Regions from separate parts of the Mus musculus genome. Here region 1 is linked to region 2. A link is a loop called in an ENCODE intact Hi-C map of the cell type or tissue named here. Cell type or tissue: gastrocnemius. All regions are shown on one strand.

Region 1 (8,000 bases), 260 kb before region 2:
CTCATCCCTAAGTTAAACTTTCTTCATGTAACTGACTAGTGGAGAGAGCAATTCCACTCAACCAACATTCCTGTTGGCACGGTAATGGATTCCTTCAAATAGGAAATTGCTACTTTAAAAATCACAGGACGCTTTGAAATCAAGAGAGCTGAGATGTCATTGTGAATTAGCACGGCAGACAAACAGGATCTGGAATGAATTCCTTCCACATTATTTGGACGTGAAGGAGGAAGTAGGTCAGAAAATTATGACCCCTGCATATTTAGCCCAATATACATCCTCATTCCAGGGAGCTAATTGTGGGCTATTGAAAATGAAAGTTTAAAGAGAATAGCATGAAAAAGACATTCTCATAGCTTCTCCTCTGAAGAGCCCATAAATAGCTTGGAAGTTGTCTCCAGGGGACCTTTGCAACAGCTTGTGGGCGGGTAGCTGTAATTAAGAGCAGCCAGATGAAATGTAATCTATTTAAACATCGCCACCATTTTTTTCTTAAAATTATGATTTTTCTCTAGTTTCTTGGCTCAAGAGATATATTTCATTACCCTCCTCGTCTTTCTCAGATATCAAAGCAAAAGTGCAACCCAGTGAGGCAGAAAGGAAAACATTTCTATGAGTGCATAAAATCTTTCAAACTGGGAAAGCACTTAAAAGTGACTAACAGCATCTTATCCTTGATTTCTGTATTTATTACCTGTGTATGAGAACATGGGATATGTAATCATTATAATATTAGGTTCATTTTTTCCCCTACTGAATGTAAAAATGTTCAATCATGAAACTGGAAAGGGTTGGGAGTGATAGGAGAAAGATCTGTGCTTCTTTGAGGAATTCAAATACTGGAAGAAGAAACCTGAAAAGTTATTTTAAAAATTTATGAAACTATACAGAACAAACTAATAATTTTTAAGAACAGTGAGTCAATATATTTCCTAGAGGAAGAAATATATTCAAACACTATTTTATCCCATGGATTAACTGTTGCCAGGACTGAGACATTACCTTTTCTTTCTTTTCTGGAAAGAAATGGGTGCCCCTTTTTGCCACATAAGATCTTTGCAGAGTGAAGGCTCATAACATACTTAGCTAACTAGCACCCTAATTCTGTGTGTACATTTGGGAAGCAATATGGTGTGAAAATGATCCCCATGGTAACCATTCAACTAATAAATTTAGGTTCAGAACGTAATTAGATTTTTAAGCCTTTGGTTGGCCTTCTGTAGAACATCTAATTCAAGGGGTTCGAGGAAAGTTACAGTTTGATTCATTCTTGTACCAGATTGAGTCTTAAATGTCACACCCTAGGTGCCTCTGTCTGTCTGTTCATTCTCATAAACTTGAATGGTTCATGAAATACTATGATAGAATGGTGTTCATAGTTATTTTATAAGCCCCATCAATACCAAATTAAGTCATTAACTCTACCTAAAAATGTAGGCCAATTGCATTTAAAAGATTTGTTTGTTTGTTTGTTTGAGACAAGTCTCTCTATGTAACCCTAACTTGCTTATAGCTCACTATGTGAATCAGGCTGGCCTTAAACTCAAAACTCACAGAGATCTGCCTGCCTCCAAAATACTAGGATTTGAAGATGTGCCACTAAGTCTGGCCCAGCTCAAAAGTATCAATTTGTGGGCTATGGTGGCATATTCCTTTAATCTTCGCTTTCTAGACTCCAAGACAGGCAGATCTCTATGAGTCTGAGGTCAGCCTGGTTAACATACAAGTTCCAGGATAGCTAAGACTTCATAGACCCCCCCAAAAAAAAGTTTTTAAAGAAGTATAAATTTCAAACTTGAGCCACCACAGAGCAAAGAGTTCACATTCTCTGAAATAATGCAGTGTACCTATAAACACGTGTGCCTTAGCATTTGCACACTGTGTAGACATAGCTTTCAGCGAGTTAGAAAGCTGCCTTGATTGAATACTTAAAAATTCTGGACTCATGTCTGCCATCTTTATGGGACCCAAAAGCTCACCTGTTAGTATCCTAAACTCAGAGAATTTATTGTTTCAGAGATTGGGGCACACATACATTCAGGTTAGCTGGATGAGGACCAGAAGTGGCAGCTACTGAGAACTTGCTGGTCTCACCATGATGGTTTACCTCTTAGATTCCAGATGCCACTTGCAAGTACTTCTGTGGGCTTAGTGTTAGGTTTGTCAGTATTAACCTGTGTTCATTGTCACTACTCAGGCTGAAAAACAGGCTCCTCCTTCGTAGTGGAATTGGGTTAGCCGCTGGGGTAATAAAAGAAATATTATGGTTTCCACCCTGAAAATCCCAGCACAGAAAACAGAGATTTACTCTCATTTATTTCATTAGCCCATAATTAACACATATCCGATCATGTCTTTTTATTCTCCCATGTGGAACTTTATTGTATTTTGCTTGCTTGTTTGTTTTGTTGTTATTTTGGTTTTTGTATTTTTTTTTTTATTTGTTTTTGGTGCTGGAGATTCTGGAAGATTCGAGAGCTTATAAAGCTTTGGGATTATCTATTAACTACAACCCATGGGCTGATAATATTAATTCTTTTTTATGTTAATTCTTTTTAGCTATAGAATACATTCCCCAACACAATAATATTTTGTTAAAGCTGCCTTTTTTATCCCAGTAAATCTTAAATATCCACTGAACATATTTTGGAGAAATTTTTATTTTTTTAGTAAAAAGGAGACCACATGGTTTCAATTGGTATTTCGAATAAAAAAACTTATTTTTTAAAATGCACTGAAAATACATTTTGCTTTTTAAACGCACAAACATCTCAGCAGCTGTTATGTGTTTAATTAAATGAGTTGCACATGTGTTTATAATGCACAGCACTGTGGTCTGAGAAAAGCGTCCCTGGGGTGTATGGTCAGCCTTTTGCCTCACTGAACTTTCCTCCGGAGGTCATGGGAAAGGGGTACAGGTTTGGGTTTCCTCTTTTCCAGTCCACATGTCCCCCACCAACTACTGGTGGGTAAACAAACCCATGTTCCAAAGGCGACACCGTGGCTGACCTGAATCATTCTGAAGTGCCAGACCTGTGGGCATAACCTCCGCCCAGCCAGCCCAGCGTGCAGGTCCAGTCTCTCTTCCCCAGAGCAGCAGAAGCCTCACTGGGGATTTGCTTCTTGCTCTCTGCTTTCCCCGGGAGTCCAGATCCCAGATCCCAACACCCACTAGGGCGCATACAGGCGGAGACACCGGTTCTTCCTCAGTGAGCTGAAGTTCTCCAGATGGCAGCAAGCGCCCCGCCCCCACCCCCATGCAAATTCCTGGCAGCAAGAAGCTGTCAAGTGGCTACTGCTGCTTATTGTTATGACCACTCCCCACCCCCTTCACACACACAGGCAGAAGAAAGACCATCTGTCGCCATGGGGCAGAGAGGGACTTTGCAAGTGGCACTCTGTGCAGTTTAGCAGACCCGCGACAGCCTTGGGCTCAGCCATGTCCTTCCTAAGCCATGTCTAACCCGCCCCGCCCTGGCTGGATCCCCAACCCAGCTCCACGAAAGGAGGTGCAGTTTGCTAGATTTCTTTTATGATATTTATTCCACACAGATAGAAAAGCCGGTTGTCTTCCTGTTTTAGTTCTGGGAAAGGAACTGACTTAACACAACATCTCATAATCACTAGTGAGAAATGGGAGCGGAGAGCTAGATAAAAAGTGGACCTGGAAGAGAAAAGTATAACCCGAAGTTCAAAGGACACCGAGGTTATAAGTGTGATTTCCATTCGCTTCTCCAGCTCGACCAAAAGCTACGCGTTAAACTTTGATTTTTATAAAGAGAGAACGAACCATGTCAAAAGATTCTAGGCATTAGAAAGTCCCCAAATATCTTGTCCATATTGGAAATTTGACCCTATTGTTGCGGTCTTTTTTCTTGTTGTCTGATGTTTCTGGTCATATATATTAAAGCACTGCTGTGCTGTAGTTTCTACATTCTTGGTGTTTTCTTAGTAAGGAAAGGAGTTGTCCACTGACATCACTTCAAATCACCCTGTTTCCCTTTATCTGCGTAAGTCTCTTTTATTTAAACAAATAAATAAAACTACGTCTCCATAGACACAACTAAGCTTACAATGCATGTAATTTCTTTCTTTCAAACCTACCACCTATGAATTCTCTTAAGTGTATATCTTTTTTAAAAAATTCCTAGTATTCAATTGTGCTCTGTGTGTAGCTTTTGATTTGCATGTGATAGTAAACTATAAATTGTATTCTCTCATTTTTTTCACTAACATGACACTTTGATCTCACACCAGATACTACCTTCCTCTGAAGAGCCTTTTTTCCTCTGTGTCTTTCATTATGGTTCTAAGAGAGTGTATGACTTCTTGATAAGCACACTCTGCTCTGTCCCTTCTCAGGGGCCCTGACTGTGACAGTACACCCACTACCCCCTGCTCAGGTATGAAATCCACCAGGATACTGGGCACAGCATTGATGTGCTGCCTTCTATTTTCCAGTTTAACCCTTTTCCTCTCTAAAACACCTGCAGAGTGCTGCCATCAGTAACGAAGGTAACATTTAGACAGTCCATTGTTTTGGAGATTTGGATTGGTTGTTTGGTTGGTGGTGGTGGTCGCAGGTTTTTGTTTGTTTGTTTGTTTTGTTTTGTTTTTGACATAGGGTTTCTCTGTGCAACAGTCCTGGCTATTCTGGAACTTGAGTTGTAGTCCAGGCTGGCCTTGAACTCACAAAGATCCACCTGTCTTTGCCTCTCAGAGTGCTGAGATTAAAGGTGTGGTCTACCAATGCCTAGCAACTTTCTTTTTCTCATTCCTCAATTCAGAATCCAAGCATGGTAGAAGATATATTTGATTTTTATTGAGGGCCTCCTGGAAGACTATGGCTTGAATGAACCTAGGTCTCATGGTTTACATCCCTCTATTGATGAACACATATTGTTCTCTCTAATCCTGGCATAAAAAGCAGAACTGCAGTATAAACTGTAATTGGTCTTTACTACTTTGTGGGTTCTTCTTTTTCCTGCCCTTTATTTCACCCACCCGCCAGTTCATCCCCATCACTAGATAAGAGAGAAAGGAGGAGAGAGGGGATCAAGAGATAAAGATCCCTGAAACTAATTTCTCTCCTTCTTTGTTTCTTCTTTGAATGTGACTACTAAGAAGCCGTATCCAAATCCTCTGAATGACCAACAATCACCCCCAACCCCATCTCAAGGCCCTAGCATTTATAGACCCTCTGAAAAGTTCCCAGAATTTCAAACATCACACAACTGCAGAAGCTAACTGTAGCTGGCAAAACCGCACCTCTGGTAAAGCACATGGCAAAGTCAGCTGCTCCGGTCCAAAGCAGCCCCATATCTCCGCACTTGGGATTAAAATAAAAACATATTAGTAAAATGTTTTTATGTTTTTAAAATAAACCAAATTTCTCATGATAATAAACAGGTCTTTCAATGATGGGAAGAAGTTCTCTGGGTGCATACCAGAAGTGGGGCTCTTGGAGCCTAGCATTTTTCTGGAGTACATACAAAATGGGGTAGTTGGATCACAGATTTTTCTCTGGGGCGCATACAAGGAGAGGGGGTAGTAGATCATCACATCTCTCTTCGTGCATACCAGGAGAAGGGTGGGTGGATCATAGTTTCCAAATATTCAATTTTACTAAATACTGCCAAATTACTACTCAAAGAGAGGTTACCATCCTGTACCCAGCATTTTTAAGGATCTGATGTTCTATTTTGAATAACTGTTGGGAAACATCTGTTCCTATTTGTATTCTTCATTTGCTTCTCACCCCCATGCATTTGTGAACTTCCATTTCTATATTCTGTTCATGTTTTATCGGGTTCACAGAGTTTCTGACTCATTTGCTTGATAGCAGCAGATCGATGCATTGGTCCAGCATGTATGTATCCAGTGCAATTATCGCCTGTCGGTTTTCACATCACAAAGGCCTTCCATTCTACATCCACCTACTCTTTGCTTGTGGAGTTCTTTGTTAAGCAGAAAGATTATATTTGGATATTGAGGAGTGCACTAACTTTTCTTCTTTTCATTTGTGTTTCAGGCACTGCTGGGGTCTCCACAAATGAAATCACAAAGATAAATTCCTGTATTATCTTCCATAAAAGCTTTAGAGCTTTCCCTTTCAAAGGTAGGCCATTAGTCAATTGAAGAGTGGGGTTGTTTTCCTTTTCCTCTTTAAATGCAGTGTGTCATGCCAAATTATTTTCTTTCATGTGTAAGCTAATTTTTCTCTCCCTTATGTGAAGAATGTTATCTCAGCCATTTGTATTTTTCCCTATTTTCCCCACTTTACCCTGTCCCATTGTCTACTTATCTATGTGTTTTCTGAACCAGTGGGTTTTTTTAGACAATATTTTTACAATACTTTGTTTTCACTTGGTCTTGACTCTTTATTTTCTCTCTTCACAGTCTTTTATCTTCCTATATAAATTATAGGACTAAGTTTTGAAGTTACTCATAACTTGACTGAAGAAGATAGGACTCAGAGATCAAGTTTTGAATGCTTAATGTATATTATGTGAAGTTTGTTGTTACTTTCAAGTCCTTTTATTGAGCTAGGTCTTTTATCTTTGTCCTACTAGTTGTTATTTCTTTTACTTATCTTAATTTATGTGTTGGAAGGTGCCACATCTTGTGAATCACTATAAGAATCCTTACCGGTGGAGTGTCCTTACTTGGAAGATGTCCAGAGCACTCCATTAAGAAACCACTGGCACTTTCTTTAGATTTTTATCCCATAGTTTTACCCTTTGTTGTGAATTAAAATAGATCAAATTATGTTTTAAACTGAAAAAGCATAAAACCTATCATTTTCAAGTGGCGATTGCAATAAGATGGTGAGTAAACCTTAGAAAATATTATAGTAAAATATGATTTCAAACAATTATTAACTTTTCAGAAATAAATCCATCATTTATTTTTAGATAAGGTCTCATACAACCCAAGATAGTCTCAAAGTCACTATGTCACCAAGGACAACTTTTTATTCTCCTGCCTCTACCTCCCCAGTGCTGGATCTAGACATGCAATCCCATCCCTCATTTCCATAGTGTTTGGGACTGACACCAGCATTTTATGATTTACTAAGCTATGTGCCCAACCTTAGCCATCTTTTTGATGGTCTATCTGATCTGAAATGTATGTGTAAATTTCAAAATTCTAAAAGCATCTCTTCCCTTCTGATGCTATTCTAGAAGACCTAATAATCCTAACCTCAGGCATCTCCTTTCTTTTTACTTGTTTTAGTTTTTCAAGATAAGGTTGATCTACGTAGCCCTGGCTGTCCTGGAACACATTCTGTAGATGGCAGGCTGGCCTTGAACTCAGAGATCCACCTGCCACCTCCACAGGGATAGATTTAAAGGCATGTGCCACTACACCAAGCACCTCAAGCATTTTCTAACAAAGCAATTTCTAATCCTATACTCTAGCTTCAATACCAACCTTGACTATAATCTCAGTGTGGAACTGAGTAAATGTAGTGATTTGAATGAGAATGGTCCCTATATACGCTTGTATTTGACTGATCCCCAACTGGAGAACTGTTTGAGCATGATTAGACAATGTGGTCTTGTTGGGAAAGTGAGTAGGCTTTGAGGTTTTAAAAACCCATACCATTCCCAATTGGCTCTGGCTCTCTCTCTCTCTCTCTCTCTCTCTCTCTCTCTCTCTCTCTCCCCCACCCCTATCTTTAAGTCAAATGTTAGCTCTCAGCTACCCCTCCAGTGCCATGCCTGCTTGCTTTCTGTCATGCTCCCTGCTATGATGGTCATGGACCCATCTTCTGAAACTATAAGCTCCCAGTAGATTCTTTCTTTCATTATTTGCCTTGATCATAGTGACTCATCACAGTAGTAGAGAGGCAACTAAATTAAAACACTATATATGTGACTCTCATGGTTTAGATATACAATGTCCCCTATAGGCTCATGAGTGGTCCCTAGGTGGTGGCATTGTTCTGGGAGGCTGTGGTACCTTTAGAAGGAAGGAACTAAGTGAAGGAAATTAAT
Region 2 (8,000 bases):
CAATCATCCCAATTTAAAACCGGAGGGAGACGCAGAGGAAGGGGCAAGGTTCCCGTGGGGTGGGTGCACAGATTGCCTTTTGAGCCTTTGGGAATCTCCTGGATGGTGGTGTTGGACCAGCCCAGTTGACTTTTCAAGTTGGAACTGCTAATGAGGGATTCGTGTCCATCCTGGCGGCCGGGTTCTCGGGCCAGTCCAGCAGGCTTCCTTACGGGTGCTAACACGTTGGTTGGCAAGACGCGTTTCGACGAAATATTCCTTCCAGGCGCTCCGTGGAATATGACTTTGGGATTTAATAATGTATCTAAAGGTACTGGACAGGAGATGAAACTTCACGCAACGATGTTCTGCTCAGGGACTGTCAAACAGCACTTGAACAAAGGGTTATTGGCTTGAACCAACTGTCCTTTTCACTCAAAGTGTGACCTATTTCCCTACAATGAACAGAAAGTAACTGTTTGACAATTCCGAGCCAACACTAAGAGAAACGAGCCATTCCCTCGACTGCTTCTCGCCTCCATCGTTCACGTTGCAGTCATTAAATGCAAACGCCGAAAGATGTTTTGGATGTTTTCATGAGCGAGACTAGAGGAATATTTATTAAGTTGCATCCTCTATCCCCTCTCCCTTCCAGATACATTAAATCAACGCCTGGTCTTTCACACACTAAAAGCGTCTGGTACTTCGGTGGCAAGGGCTGTAGCGAACGAGAGAGATATCCTACACACCGCTGTAGAGCTTTGCCTTTAGCCTGGGTTAGACGTGGAGTCTCCAGGGATTTTCTTTCTGTCTCTCAACCTTGCAGGCGATTTCTTCTGAGACTAGGACTCGGTCTTTTAGGATTTCCTCGCTGTTGCCTCTCTTCCAGGAGCACACTTGATGCTGTGCACAGACAAGTTCAAAATGAGAGTCCCTCCGATGTTGGCAGCAGGCTAGGAAAACAACCCGTGTCGACGAGAGTAGCTGCCTCCCAACTGTAAATATGGATTCGTACACTCAAGGCTCGGTCTAGTTTTACCACAGAGGAAAATTAATGATGTCGTTTCTTACAGTGATAACATGCTAGCAAGTTTCGATCTTCTGAAAATGGTCCTCACAATGTTTTGTGGAAAAGTGATCGGTAATTGGAATAGTTGGAGAGACGCGATTTGAGGTGCTCCAAGGACCAATTTCAAAATATTTTATTTCACGCCTCTAGGAGAGAAAGGAACGAGCATGGCTTAGGCTGTTTGCTGTTTTTGCGTTTCCCACATCTGGCCTACAGACCTAATTCCAACTGGAGATCTTGCTAGATGAAATTCGATCTTCGTGGTTTAAATACCTTTCAGTGTGGGACGATTTAACAATTGCAGCAGTTTTTTTAAAAAAAGAAACACCCCCCCCCAAAAAAAAAAATCCTTGCGCACTATCTGTGAAACCCTTATGGAGTGCGGAGGGAAAAAATGCTGCTAGCACACAAATCCTACCCATTGTCTTTAACACTCGTATACACACTTATACACGTAAACACACGGGAAAGATGGGGGAGGGGAGAGAATGGCTAGAGACAGACGCGGATATAGACCGGCAAGAGTCAATGCGAGTCAAGTTAAAGCTTTCTCCGCCCCCATCCATAAGTACCCCCTCCCGCGTTAATTAATTCCAAACAAAGCAAGCCAATCAAGACATGCATTATTATTTTCAGGCCGAGGGAGACGAGAAGCACGTATTTTTTAATTGATTTATTTATTTGGAAGACATTAATTCTTGGTCTGAGGCTGATTTTCAAACCGTTTGCAAAGCGCGGCTCCATTGTTCGCCCGGAGCGCAGGCCCCGCCCCCTGCTTTGTGTGCGGCGCGCGGATTGGCCAGCGCGCGCGGGGGCCGCGTCAGCGCCCGCGAGCCCATTCATCTGTGCACTTGGGCGTTGGACCCCGCATCTTATTAGCAACCAGGGAGATTTCTCCATTTTCCTCTTGTCTACAGTGCGGCTACAAATCTGGGATTTTTTTTTATTACTTCTTTTTTTAAAAAAACTACACTTGGGCTCCTTTTTTGTGCTCGACTTTTCCACCTTTTTCCCTCCTTCCTGCGCTGCTGCTTTTTTGATCTCTTCGACTAAAAATTTTTTATCCGGAGTATTTAATCGGGTCTCTTCTGTCCTCCTCGCCACCCCCACCCCCTCCCTCCGGTGTGTGTGCCGCCGCCGCTGTTGCTGCTGCTGCTGCTCGCCCCGTCGTTACACCAACCGAAGGCTCTTTGTTTCCTCTCTTGGATCTGTTGAGTTTCTTTGTTGAAGAAGCCAGCATGGGTGCCCAGTTCTCCAAGACCGCAGCGAAGGGAGAAGCCACCGCCGAGAGGCCCGGGGAGGCGGCTGTGGCCTCGTCGCCTTCCAAAGCAAATGGGCAGGTAAATTCTACCTGTGGTTCTTGGCATTTCTTGGGTGTCTTTCTCTAATCTGGACGCCTCGTCTTCCCTCTGGTCGCGCCCGAGATGCATTCGAGGGAGGGGAGCCTAGCCAGATTCTAGTCTGAAAGTTGAATGGGTAATGATAGCCTAAATTGTCAATTTTTCATAGGAAGGGTACCCTCCACCCCCACCCCAAAGGAGTGGTTCCTAAGGATCCTGGCCAATTCTTGAGTAGACCGGAGGAAGAGTGATAAATCGTCTAAAATGGCGTGGTTTGGAGATTGGCTGAACGTGACTAGTTAGATGCACCCCCCCCCCAACGCCCCTCCAGGTTGCATTTGTATTTGGGGCCACAGTGGTGTTTGGGTGGCTCACGTATTTATTGTCGAGATTGGGTCGTCTTTGAGATTTCTGGTGTGGTTGTGTGTGTGCGCGCGCGTGTGTATGTGTGTGTAGGAAGGGGGGAGCCAACGCGGATGGCGGTGGAGAAAGGCAAGCTGAGAAGGCTTGTCTTATTGTATCCAGAGGCAGTATGCCTCGGGTTCTTGGAAAGGTGGCTGGTTAGAGCCGGACAGGCAGCTTTTCCAAGTGCCTTTGCGATGGCCCTTCCCCTCCCCCTTTGGTAGCTGTGTAATTACACACCCATATGACTTTTCAAATGGTATCCTGGTGTGGTGGGAATTCTCAGTGGGTTTTTGAAGACCCTTTCCTGCCTGCCAAGAAGGGAGCAGTTCTGGTGTTTTGGTCTGGACTGTTCGTGTGAGTGGCACCTTGGCCACCCTCGAGGATTGCCTCAGTGCTGCTGCGACCCAGGCAGAGAGCCATGGTTGGGTGGGCTCAAGAGGTCGGCCATGGGTGGCTGCTTTCCAAACAGCGAGCACCCACCACGCCTCTTTTCCTAGAGCCAAAAAAAAAAAAAAAAAAAAAAAAAAAAAAAAAGGCCTGCTCTAAACCTACCGGGGCAAGACGTGCTCTGTCAAGAGCCTTTAAACCCGTTAAAAATGCAAAAAGGAGCTGCCCGGGCGCACCCCAATTTGCAGAATGATGGGCGAAGGTGGGCGTGGAAGCGGAGGCCAGACTTCAGACATAATGGGTTTTCCCCAGCCCTGCTGGTTGCCGAGCCTCGGAGAGGCCGACCGGGGCAGCCACCTGAGCTTTGTTTGCGGACTCCCGGGCTGCGCGATCCCCAGCTCGGGGGCGCCTCGGCCTGCGGGCAGGGCCCGGCTAGGCAGGGTGGGGTGGCCCCGCCCCTGGGCGCCCTCCCGCCCGCGCCCCGCTGCGCTCCGCGCGGTGGAGGAGCAGCGCCCCCTGCCGGCGCCACCCGGGAACGCGCAGCCCCGGGAGCTCCCGTTGCTCGAGGCGGAGGGAAGGGAACCTGATGCAGGCCTCAGAATGTGGGCGACTTGTGTCCACTCCCCGGCCGCCGGGCACGGAAGCTTGCCCCGCGCGGGTCGGTCGCTCCGAGTGACGCCCCCGTCTTTTTCTTTCTGCCCCGCAGGAGAATGGCCACGTAAAAGTGAACGGGGACGCGTCTCCCGCCGCCGCCGAGCCGGGCGCCAAGGAGGAGCTGCAAGCCAACGGCAGCGCCCCGGCCGCCGACAAGGAGGAGCCCGCGAGCGGCAGTGCCGCGACCCCCGCCGCGGCCGAAAAGGATGAGGCTGCCGCGGCCACCGAGCCGGGCGCCGGCGCGGCCGACAAGGAGGCTGCGGAGGCCGAGCCCGCCGAGCCCAGCTCCCCGGCCGCCGAGGCCGAGGGCGCGTCCGCCTCCTCCACGTCGTCGCCCAAGGCGGAGGACGGGGCCGCGCCGTCGCCCAGCAGCGAGACCCCGAAAAAAAAAAAGAAGCGCTTTTCCTTCAAGAAGTCCTTCAAGCTGAGCGGCTTCTCCTTCAAGAAGAGCAAGAAGGAGTCGGGCGAGGGCGCTGAAGCAGAGGGAGCGACCGCGGAAGGCGCCAAGGACGAGGCTGCAGCCGCAGCGGGCGGCGAGGGGGCCGCGGCCCCCGGGGAGCAGGCAGGCGGGGCGGGCGCCGAGGGCGCGGCGGGCGGAGAGCCCCGGGAGGCCGAGGCGGCGGAGCCCGAGCAGCCGGAGCAGCCGGAGCAGCCCGCGGCGGAGGAGCCGCAGGCGGAGGAGCAGTCGGAGGCGGCGGGGGAGAAGGCGGAGGAGCCCGCGCCCGGCGCCACCGCGGGCGATGCGTCCTCCGCCGCAGGGCCTGAGCAGGAGGCGCCCGCTGCCACCGACGAGGCCGCGGCGTCCGCAGCCCCCGCCGCGTCGCCGGAGCCGCAGCCCGAGTGCAGTCCGGAGGCGCCCCCCGCGCCAACGGCCGAGTAAGCTCCAGAGCCCTCACGCAATTCAAGAACTTTTCCCCCCAGTTTGTTTGTTGGAGTGGTGCCAGGTACTGGTTTTGGAGAACTTGTCTACAACCAGGGATTGATTTTAAAGATTTTTTTTTAAATTTCACATTTTTTTTAAGCAGCAAATTTTTTGTTTTTTGTTTTTTTTAAGCCCCCTTCCCCACAGATCCCATCTCAGATAGTTGTTTCCACCATTCCGACAGGCCGAGGACGTGTTAGACAGCTTCCTCTGCCTTCTTTCTTTACTTTTACTTTTTTTTTTTTTTTTTGGCATCAGTATTAATGTTTTTTGCATACTTTGCATCTTTATTAAAAAAGTGTAAACTTTCTTTGTCAGATCTATAGACATACCCATATATGAAGGAGATGGGTGGGTCAAAAGGAATAACAAATGAAGTGATAGGGGCCACTATGGGAAATTGAAGCAGTGCATAACATTGCCAAGATAATATGCCACTAAAATGGTGGTGGGTGTAAAGGCTTAGGGTTCTTGTCCTTTCTTTCTTTCTTTCTTTCTTTCTTTCTTTCTTTCTTTCTTTTTTTTTTTAAAGAAAAATTATTACGATGTATTTTGTGAGGCAGGTTTACAACACTACACGTTTTGAATAAGAAGGAAAGAGAAAAAAATAAAAACACCAATACCCAGATTTAAAAAAAAAAAAAAAGATCATAGTCTTAGGAGTTCATGTAAACCATAGGAACTTCCTGCTTATCTCATGTTAGCTGTACCAGTCAGTGATTAAGTAGAACTACAAGTTGTATAGGCTTTATTGTTTATTGCTGGTTTATGACCTTAATAAAGTGTAATTATGTATTACCAGCAGGGTGTTTTTAACTGTGACTATTGTATAAAAACAAATCTTGATATCCTTCAGAAGCACATGAAGTTTGCAAGTCTCCACCCTGCCCATTTTTGTAAAACTGCAGTCATCTTGGACCTTTTAAACACAAAATTTTAAACTCAACCAAGCTGTGATACGTGGAATGGTTACTGTTTATACTGTGGTATGTTTTTTGATTACAGCAGACAATGCTTTCCTTTCCAGTTGTCTTTGAGAATAAAGGAGAAACAGATCTTCAGATGCAATGGTTTTGTGTAGCATCTCGTCTCTCGTGTTTTGTAAATACTGGAGGAGCTTTGACCAATTTGACATAGAGCTGGAATGTAACGTTGCTTACAAGCATTGCTATTCAACTCCTGCTTAAGGTGTTCTAATTTTCTGTGAGCACACTAAAAGCAAAAAAATAAATGTGAATAAAATGTACAAATTTGTTGTGTTTTTTTATGTTCTGAGGCTGACTTCTAGGTCTTAGATTAATTTTTTAGGAAGGCCTTGCATGCCATCAAAAGTACATTTGGCTGTGGTTTTTGATAAGAAGTTTTCAAGCTCAGAAATTCATAATCAGTGTCAAATTAAGTATGTAGGAAGATCTTATACTGTGTCAGTTGTTACCATTTACCTGCTTTTAGTTATAGCATGCGAGAATAAGTCCTTTAAGACAAAAGTGGCTTGACCCTAAGACTTTCAAATGTCTTATGAGACTATTTCATAAACTGTTTCCTTGTCATTGCAGGTCCAGAAAGTTACATTTTATAATCAGGAAGAATGTGGAGTTCAGACTGCACATAAGTCATGAAAAGATGGCCAAACCTGTTTAAATGTTGATGGTTTATGTAGTATAAGCCTTAGCGTTTGGCTCGTTTCCAAAGTGTTCTTGAACTGATATGCTATACTTCATGGACAGGTTTCTATAAGGAAGTAATGGTGTTGAATGGACTTATTGTCAGTTTGGGCCATTAGCATAGCTGCAAGCTTGGTTTTGTTTTTGTTTTTTAGTCAAAGTGTTAGCATCTTTTATTCAAATGAAAAGATAATCCTTTATATATTAACTCTTACTAGTTTACTTTCTGCTTATTTTCCATCTCATAACTGGATATTTTTACTTTACTGGACCCTAAACTGAATTCTTTTTATTTTTTACCATTGCTTTATTAAATGCAAAATAGTCTACCTGTTGTGCTCTTTTCTTGAGTAGAGTGCAGGGTGGAGTTCAGGGTAAAGTTGAACCACTCTGGTGGCACCTCAATATTACATCGTATTAAAAAAAGAGATAACAGCATTAGCCTTTCAATAATGTTCCTCTAATTGAAATAATAGATCAAAATTAATGGATACTTTTCTTTCTAAATATCCTCCCTGATAATAAAACCAAGTAACACTTGAAAGAATAAACTTGACCCTGAGTTTCTTGAGGTTTTGGAAGATTAAAGTCAAACCTGGTAACCAAAGGACTGAGTGGTGGGTCGTTCCCGCTTTAACCAACTTGTTTGAGAACCCCTAGTTGGCCAGATATGGTGCCTGGTATGTAGTAGGACTTAACTGAAATGGGTTTTAAAAAAATAACTCCTGAACTGAGTAGTTAAAAATACTGTGTAGAAAAGTATTCTATATTGCTAGGTTTGTTCTTTTAACAGCTGAGATTTATTAAGATGCATTATTTTGATTTTAATCACTGCCTAAAACACTTTGGGTGGTATTGATGGAGCGGTGGATTTTCCTCCAAGTGGCTAAATGCAATTTGACATACTTTTCATCCAAAGTTTTGTACATCCTGTTGTTTTCTAATGGAAAAAAAAATGTTAATATGGCTTTTTTGTACTACTAAAAATAGCTTTGAGATTAAGGAAAATAAATAACTCTTGTACAGTTGAGAATCGTGTTATTAAGTCTGTATTGGCAGTGTGTGCAGTGGCCTTTGCTGTGGTTATGAACACTCTGGATTATAAGAATCATTTGGTCCAATTCCTATTGCTTGTAAATAAAGTTTTACCAGTTGATATAATCAAGCCTACTAAAGTAGGGTGTTTTTACAGATTTTATGTTTTAATTCAAGTTTTAGGGGAAATAACTGTTTCAAGGTGTTTCTATAACTCAATTTAGGATTTAGAGGACACATGCTTGATACTGTACTTAGAATGTGAGGCCTTACTCATTGAGTTATTGGCTAAGGCAAAACTTAGCAATTCATTCATGTTTTTTCCAAATATGGATATAAAGTTAAGTGAGCCTTGCTGATCAGGTTAAGGAGTTGGGGCACAGTGCTTTCTGAACTCTTAGTTTAGTTCCTCGAGACAGGCTCATGATACCATTCAGGTTGGTCTTGAACTGACAACCCTGCTGCCTGAGCTAGGATTCCAGTAGCGTGCCACCAAGCACCGCTGAACTCCCTTTAAATAGATCCCTTAGGAGTTGGTCCCAGTT

Evidence for each region. Hi-C counts contacts between places; a loop is a spot of excess contacts. Peaks named below come from ENCODE experiments on the same cell type or tissue, not always from the same donor. Only the 100,000 strongest peaks of a DNase experiment are listed, where the experiment ranks them.
Region 1: a loop joins it to region 2, with 4 times the contacts of the local background. A loop is called at or near these places in 12 of 42 quality-filtered maps.

What each region holds. Positions count from the first base shown.
Region 1 is chr10:37,392,779-37,400,778 of GRCm38, reverse strand. No RefSeq gene overlaps it. Among named protein-coding and RNA genes, the nearest start is that of Gm31202, 32 kb to the right of the region's middle. In gastrocnemius, no CTCF peak of the experiment used is centred here; DNase peaks (open chromatin) are centred at 166, 382 and 3,339; H3K4me3 peaks cover 1,894 bases; H3K27ac peaks cover 3,623 bases.
Region 2 is chr10:37,132,822-37,140,821 of GRCm38, reverse strand. Marcks (myristoylated alanine rich protein kinase C substrate) reads left to right here and starts at 1,896. Exons shown (of 2, transcript NM_008538.2): 1 at 1,896-2,388; 2 at 3,887-7,579. The coding sequence starts at 2,287. The coding sequence ends at 4,714. It overlaps 5930403N24Rik (RIKEN cDNA 5930403N24 gene), which reads right to left and starts at 1,290. Exons shown (of 3, transcript NR_166104.1): 1 at 77-1,290. In gastrocnemius, a CTCF peak has its summit at 3,719 (motif pointing left); DNase peaks (open chromatin) are centred at 2,947, 3,213, 3,692, 4,543 and 6 more places; H3K4me3 peaks cover 7,077 bases; H3K27ac peaks cover 6,327 bases.